Linked DNA regions of Mus musculus: regions 2 and 3 are each linked to region 1. The links are chromatin loops, found by intact Hi-C in ENCODE. Cell type or tissue: left cerebral cortex. All regions are shown on one strand.

Evidence for each region. Hi-C counts contacts between places; a loop is a spot of excess contacts. Peaks named below come from ENCODE experiments on the same cell type or tissue, not always from the same donor. Only the 100,000 strongest peaks of a DNase experiment are listed, where the experiment ranks them.
Region 2: it touches region 1 in a loop (5-fold over the local background); 31 of 42 quality-filtered maps call a loop at or near these places.
Region 3: a loop joins it to region 1, with 6 times the contacts of the local background. A loop is called at or near these places in 15 of 42 quality-filtered maps.

The regions. Positions count from the first base shown.
Region 1 is chr10:61,661,488-61,663,987 of GRCm38, forward strand. Ppa1 (pyrophosphatase (inorganic) 1) reads left to right here. Exons shown (of 11, transcript NM_026438.4): 5 at 2,203-2,289. Among named protein-coding and RNA genes, the nearest start is that of Ppa1, 14 kb to the left of the region's middle. In left cerebral cortex, no CTCF peak of the experiment used is centred here; a DNase peak (open chromatin) is centred at 1,265.
Region 2 is chr10:61,609,771-61,612,270 of GRCm38, forward strand. The region is part of intron 1 of Npffr1 (neuropeptide FF receptor 1); the gene reads left to right. Among named protein-coding and RNA genes, the nearest start is that of Npffr1, 16 kb to the left of the region's middle. In left cerebral cortex, a CTCF peak has its summit at 1,333 (motif pointing right); a DNase peak (open chromatin) is centred at 1,353.
Region 3 is chr10:61,343,112-61,345,611 of GRCm38, forward strand. Pald1 (phosphatase domain containing, paladin 1) reads right to left here. Exons shown (of 20, transcript NM_013753.2): 11 at 993-1,088; 12 at 517-645; 13 at 1-46. Among named protein-coding and RNA genes, the nearest start is that of Pald1, 39 kb to the right of the region's middle. In left cerebral cortex, a CTCF peak has its summit at 1,063 (motif pointing left); a DNase peak (open chromatin) is centred at 1,056.

The DNA.
Region 1 (2,500 bases):
GCCACAGCTACATAGTGAGAGCTTGTCTCTGAAAAACACAGCCAGAATTAAAGGTGCCTGCCAGACACTTGGTGACCTGAGTCCTAAAGTCCCATGGCAGAAGGTGAGAGCTCACACCTACAGGTTGTCCTCTGACCTTAATGGGACATATGCCCACACACACTAACACATGCAAAAAAAAAGACAATTTTAAAATGGAAGTTAACACCAAAAGGCTTGATTTCTACCCAGATATCACATACACCTCCGAACTCAGCATTCCAGAGGCTGGAGCAATACTGAGAGCCGAAAGTTTACCTTTAGCAAGACTCTTGTCACCAAAGACTCTCACACCAAATGGTGGTGCAGACACAGTGGTCTCCCTCTGTTCCTCGGAGACACAAATCACACTCAACCTGGACAGTTGTTTGGAAGAAAAGAGCCCTTACTGTCTTTCTGCCCGTGTGCATTCTTACTGCCTTGTACATGGAGGCTTGGTTCTCCTGAGGTCAGAAGCTTTGGGTCAGGATCACGGCGAGCTTTCTTCTTACACAGCTGGAACCTTGTTTTCCTGTCTATCGCAAGCACATAGTAAGGCGTTGCTTAGTTTTTGGATGGTGAGTCATCAGGCTTTGGTGGGGGTGCCGGGGTTAACCCTAGCACTCAGAGGCGGAGGACAGCAGATGTCTGAGTTCAAAGATTGCCTGGGGCTGGCTGCACAGAAAAACCCTATCTTAAAAAATCAGGAACAAAAGAGACTTGTAACTGTTATTAGTAAAGGACATACATTTGATCATGCGACACTTAACACATATCCAATTTAGTTTTTCCTGTGGGTAATGGTTTGTTCCCTATTCATCATTAGGTGATATTAAGTGGCATCATTGTGAATCATAAGTTACTAGCATATAGGTCAGACTCATCTAGTTTGTTGGGTAATCACAGAGTCATTTGTCTGTCCCAATTACCGCACTTGAGTTGATTTGGTATTTGGCTTTGATGTGTGGTCCCTGTGGGGACACAGTGCTGAGCTCTTCTTCTCGGGGCGGACTCCTGCCTTCCTGGTATTGGAAGCAGTCTTGCTTTATCCCGTTCACTTTGATCTTTTTCCTCTAGCTGAAGAGGGAAGTAAATCCAAGTCATAAGTGTGTTCTGCTGAGGAATAAAGGAACCTAACAGCAGCTGCAATTTAAGCCCAACAGCCGGCCGCACACTTGATCAGTTCTTTGTGAGATGCTCTGCCGAGTCTCTGGCCTGCAATTTAGCAAAGAGAGAAAGGCAGTAATTTAAGCTTTTCAGCCTTGGCTCCCAGCCAGCAAGGCTGCGTTCACCATCAGAGGTTATCATTTCCATTCCGGGCTCTCTGGGTGGCAGAAATCTGTGATGAAGAGACTCCAGCTGATAGGACATAGATGGCGTAAGTACCCAGAGCAGCTCAGCAGACTCAGAGCCTTGCACATGCTAGACAAGTGCTCTCCTACTGAGTCACACACCACATCACACCCCCACCCTGCCCACCCTTAGCCCTTAGTGTTTGAGACACCAGGGTCTTTGTGTGTGGCTTAGTAAGACCTCTGTAGCCTGGAACTTGAGCTCCTGCCTCGGTTTCCACGTGCTGGGATTACAGGCACGCACCATCATATGACTTAAGTGTTCGAAGCAGGATCATTTTCTTGTTTTGGGTTTTGGGCTTTTGAGTCAGGACGGCACTGTGTAGCCATGGCTAGCCTAGAACTCATAGGGATCTGCCAGCGTCTGTCTCCTGGGATCAAAGGCACATATTGACACACCTAGTTTCATTCTCTGTTCTGAAGCTTACATTTAGCTTAGCATTATATGCATAATCGAAGCTCCAACATTTCATTATAATTCTTCTCTATAGTTAAAAGTTCTTAAATGGAAATTGTAAAGTTTGTTTGTTCGTTTGTTTTTTTCCTTGACAGTTTCTCTATGTAGTCCTGGCTATCATGGAACTCATTCTGTAGATCAGTTTGGCCTTGAACTCAGAAATCCGCCTGCCTCTGCCTCAGCTGTGCAGGATTCTAAGGCGTGCACCCCCACATCCAGCCTGTAAAAGTTTTAGAAGCAGCTGGTAGCTGGTTTGTATTTTTTCAGCAGATCTCGTGGGGGTTGCACTTGTTCAGCAGCGTGTGTGTGTGTGTATGTGTGTGTGTGTGTGTGTGTGTGTCAGAGTGCTGCACTCTAACCCTCGCTTTGTTTTAGACATGGGAAGACCCAGGACACAGTGACAAGCACACTGGCTGCTGTGGTGACAACGACCCAATCGATGTTTGTGAAATCGGAAGCAAGGTAATGAAGTTGAATTTTCCCTGTGACATTAAAATTAACGACTCATACCAGTTTCTGTTTTGAAAATTAATGTGAATGAACTGTGAGCACTGGTGAATAGTCAGGCCTCCTGAAGGCTTTGGGACGATCTGTGAAGGACTCAGCCAGGTTCTCCAGATGTGAGAAGTGGGCTCTTGTTCTAAAATTCAAGAGCTCAAGCTCGGCAGAATAA
Region 2 (2,500 bases), 52 kb before region 1:
AGCCTGCAACATCCAGCCTGCTGGAAACCCCACAGAGGAGCCCTGTCATCCTCAGGATAGACAAGTTGCCGGGCTTGGGAGGTGGGGAAGAGACAGGGGAGTGGCAGTGAGTGAGGTGGGAGGGAGTGGGTTTTCTTTATTTAAACGTGCACTTGTGTGTGTGTGTGTGTGTGTGTGTGTGTGTGTGTGATGTATATGTGTGTGGAGACGTGATTAGGATATGAGTGAAGATCAGAGGGCAGTCTGTGTGTGGGAGTGGGGTCTCTCCTCCTACCACGTAGGTCCCAGGGATCAAACTCGGGTCATCAGGCTTGGTAGAAGGCATCTTACCTGCTGAGCCATCTCGATGACCTGGTTTGGCTTGGCGGAAAGGTCTCATGTAGTTCAGGTTGGCCTCAAACTCAGTATGTCACCAAGAATGACCTTAAACCTCTCATCCTTCTGCCTCTGGAGTTCTAGGGGTATGGGTGTACCCTAGCCCTTGGCTTGCATGGTGCTGGGGTTGGAGCCTGTGGCTTTGTGGATGTTAAGTCAAGCTCCTATCAGCTGAGCCCCATCTCTAGCTCCTGGACTGTGAGTTAAAAAAAAAAAAAGTAGAAGACTATTTAAAAAAAAAAAGATGCAAAACTATTTTTCAGTGAAAAGGAATGTCGGCTGACACTCGCTTCAGAGCAACTGAGGAGGAAAGTCAATGGATGCTGCAGGTGGACAGACTTCCCGTGGGAGTCCTTTTTACCATTCCATTTCTCATGGTTCATTAAACTTTATACTTCTGCATGTGTTCGCCAAAATAATCTCTCTTGTACGTGCCCGGATATATATATATATTATTCTATTAAAGGTGTTTGAATGCTGTTGGAGCTCTTGAAAGGCCTGTGTGTGGGGGAGTACCATCATCTCTCAGCTCCTTCTCTATCAGTAGACCCCTCATCCCGCCACACCCTCCTACAGCCCCCACTGGCTCCTGCAGCCCCTAATGCCGCTAGTGCAGTAGCCTGCTGCCCCAGGTGTCTGTCTCCAGCCCTCCTGTGTGTGCACTGCGCCTCGCTCGCTCATAGCCAGTGGCTGAGCGCTGGGCTCCACAGAAAGACTCCCCAGGGCCACTTCATCCTCCAGAATGGGCCCCATCCAGCCCCAGAGGAAGACATGAGGGGAACTTTTAAGACAACACCATGACTCACCACCGCTAATGACTTCCCAGAAGAGTTATGATTGGACACTGGACTGCTCCCTCCGAAAGAAGACTAGGGAAACACACACTCAGCCTGCTGCTAATGAGAAACATGTGGACAGGGCACTTCCATAGATACTGCAGGGCAGGTAAACCCAGATTGGTATTCCTGCCAGCAGGGGGTGCAAAGAGAAAGAATAGGTTGCTATGGTTGCTTGGGAGTTCTAGAAGCATGGGCTAGAGTGTCTTGCTTTGTTTTTCTTTCCTTTCCTTTTCTTTTCTTTTCTTTCTTTCTTTCTCTCTTTCTGTCTTTAAAACTTATTTATTTAATGTATGTGAGTACACTGTAGCTGTACCCTTCATGTGGTTGTTGGGAATTGAATTTTAGGACCTCTGCTCACTCCAGTCAGCCCTGCTCGCTCAGGACCAAAGATTTATTTATTATTATACATAAGTACACTGTAGCTGACTTCAGACACACCAGGAGAGGGCGTCAGATCTCATTATGGGTGGTTGTGAGCCACCATGTGGTTGCTGGGACTTGAACTCAGGACCTCTGGGAGAGCAGTCAGTGCTCTTACCCGCTGAGCCATCTCGCCAGCCCCTTGCTTCATTTTTCTATTGCTATAACAAATATCCAAGATTGAGTAGTTTATAAGAAGTCCAAAAGCATGGCCCTTCTGTTCAGGGCCTGTTTCCTGCATTCTAACATGGTGAGGGCATCGTGTGGCCAACTAGAACAAGCACGTGGCCTGGAGAGAGGCCTCGGCCATCGAGTGCACTTGCTCTTTGTGGTGATGGAAGTGGTTCCATTAGGAGGCATGGCCTTGTTGGAGGAAGTGTGTCACTGTGTAGGAGGGCTTTGAGGGTTCCTAGTGCTCAAGTGCTACCCAGTGCAGAACACTCAGTCACTCCTGGTTGTCCTATGATCAAGATCTAGAACTCTCAGCTTCTTCTGCAGCACTGTGTCTGTCTGCATGCTGCCAGGCTTCTTGCTATGATGATAATGGACTGAACCTCTGAAACTGTAAGCCAGCCCCAATTAAATGTTTGCCTTTGTTAGAGTAGCCTTGGTCATGGTGCCTGTTCACAGCAATAGAAACCTTAACTAAGACACAGTTCTTGAAGAGGATGGAGTTCCTAGCACCCATGGCCAGCAACTCACCATAACTCTTGTTCCAGGGAATCTGGTGCCCTCTTCTGGCCTTTAAGTGTATACACACACACCACACACACACACACACCACACACACACACACACACACACACACATACACACCACACACACACACACACACCACAGAGAGAGAGAAGCACAATAGCTCAGGA
Region 3 (2,500 bases), 320 kb before region 1:
CTCTGACGGTGCTAAGTGCATCCAGGGACACAAGATCATCTGCTTCCTGTAGGGAAGAGGACACCAAATTTGAAGCCCAGAGTCACCTGTCATATCCAGGGGTGGTGACCATATCCCACCCAGTCTCAGTGGGAAGTGTGGGGCTGGGGTGGGGAAGAAATGGTGTCCTATTGGGTACAGGGCATCCTACTGGGTAGAGGGCATACATGGCCAGACACCTGCAGCCTTATTGATGCCCTGGCAAGGATGTGATGGTGCAGAGCCCCCAGAGAGGCTCCAGCTCAGATGTCCTACAGTCCAGTCTGACTCTGTGTCAAAGCTCTGGGCTCTGAGACTGAGGAAAAGCGGGACAGCAGCCAGGGCATGGCACATTCTGCTCACATGAGAAACCCACCTCCCTCGCCATCCCCACCCCCGCCCCACCCCCGGGGCAAGACTTCCCTAGCTCTACAGGAATCTAGAACTCCATGGGGCCAAGGGCCAGCCAACCCACTCCACAGACACTCAGCTACTCACCAGGGAGCCCTTGGCGATGAGGTCCCCAGGGACCAAGGGCCCCACTGAATTCAGCTCCACCAGCAGACGGTACAGCTCAGGATGGGTACACAGCCATCGACTGAAACTGAGGGCAAAGGCCAGGGGGTACTGCAGCCCGAGGCCAAGAGAGACGGGGCATTGAGGAGTGTGGGCCCACCCCGAGCCCTCCCTGCCTAGCCACAGAAAGGGAGCCCGAAAGGTATCACTGTGACCCGGGGAGAACGAGTAGGAGAGAGTAAGGAACAGGATTTTTCTGCCCCGATGGAGATAGCGAGCCCAGGTCTGGGTTGGAAGCAGAGAGAGGAAATGGGGGTGGGGGCAGAAACACTCACACGGACCTGTTCTTGGCCCTCCCAACCCTTCTCAGGGGCAACACACACACAATCTCCCTACATTCCCCGTCCCATGGTGTCCCTGTGCCTGGGGTAGGAGGGCAGGCGCTCCCTCAGCCCCACCTGCTCATGCAGATAGTAGTTAAATAGGAGCAGATAGAAGTACAGCTCCAGGCTCCACAGCGCCCTCTGCTGGACAGCTTGCTGACTACCACATTCCTGAGGACAGGGAGAGGGAAGGGAGAAACCGGGTGTTAAACATGGGGCTGCCCCCCTAGATGTGTGTAGAAGAGTAGAAGAATCCCAGAAGGCACGCTCCCTAGCTCCGAGACAGTTCTGTCCGACTGGAAGTCCTTTCCTGTGTCTATCCCATTTGCCATGGCTCATGTGTAATATGGAACTCTATAGTGACCACACGACACTGGGCATGGGCGGCTCTAGTGCAGATGCAGCCTCTCTAGGGCAGTTTCCAGCCCTAGGACAGGGATGGGGTGAGGCGACAACAGGACAACTATCCCCTCATCATGTTTCATTTCCTTTGTGTTGAATCTTTACTTTGTTTGTTCAAACAGGGTTTCTCTGTATAGCCCTGGCTGTCCTGGAACTCACTCTGTAGACCAGGCTGACCTTGAACTCAGAGATCTGCCTGCCTCTGCCTCCTGAGTGCTGGGATTAAAGGTGTGTGCCAATACTACCTGGTTCCTTTCCCTTTCTTGAGAGAGGCCACCCTTTAATATCCAGGAACGAACATACATACACACACACATACACATACACACATACACACGAACACACACATATACACACATACATGCACACACAGATATACATACACACACACACACACACACACACACACACAGAGGAAATTCCAGGGGACTATTACTATCCCTAGACAGCATATGATAGGATTCCCTCTCCCAACCACAGCCCCGCTTCTTCAACAAGTAGGCTGTCAGAAAGAGCCCATGCCACCACCCCCCCCAGAACCCTCAAGTGTTACAGTTCTTCAGCTAGATCAGTAACCTAGATGGCCTATGGAAAAGCTGGACCCCACCCCCACCCCTGGGACTCTGCTAGGTGGGGGGTGGGGGGGTGACACAGTCTCAGTCACACCCCTCTGCATTACCATGGCAACGTGACAGCTTTGCCAACAACATGTGAGCCAACCACAAGACAATGCCAGAGAAACAAAGATCGAGCATGAGCCCTGGGCCCTGTTCTGATGGCCTCCAACCGCTGGTCTAGACTAGAGGATAACCCTGGGCCTTGATGATCCCGCTGCAGATGCAAGAGAGGTTGAAGTGTCTCCAGACAAAAGCAATTACAGTATGGGGCTCTGAAGCAGCTCATGTGTCAGCAACTGGGGCCTGTCCAGTAACAGCAGCAGGTGACACTCAGCCCTCTTCTAAATGTTCCACACCGCTTTCCTCACTTGACCCCCAACAGCCCTACTGCGACTTATCTTCGAGTGGCCCACTTCACAAAAAGGGCAACGAAGGCCATCTACACAGCAGATGCCCAAGCCCTCATCCCTGTAAGGGACACTACCAGGATGGTAACCAAGGCAGCTGGGTCGGGAGCCCCCAACTCTGACTCACCAGGCCCATGCAGGGTGACCTGGTCACAAC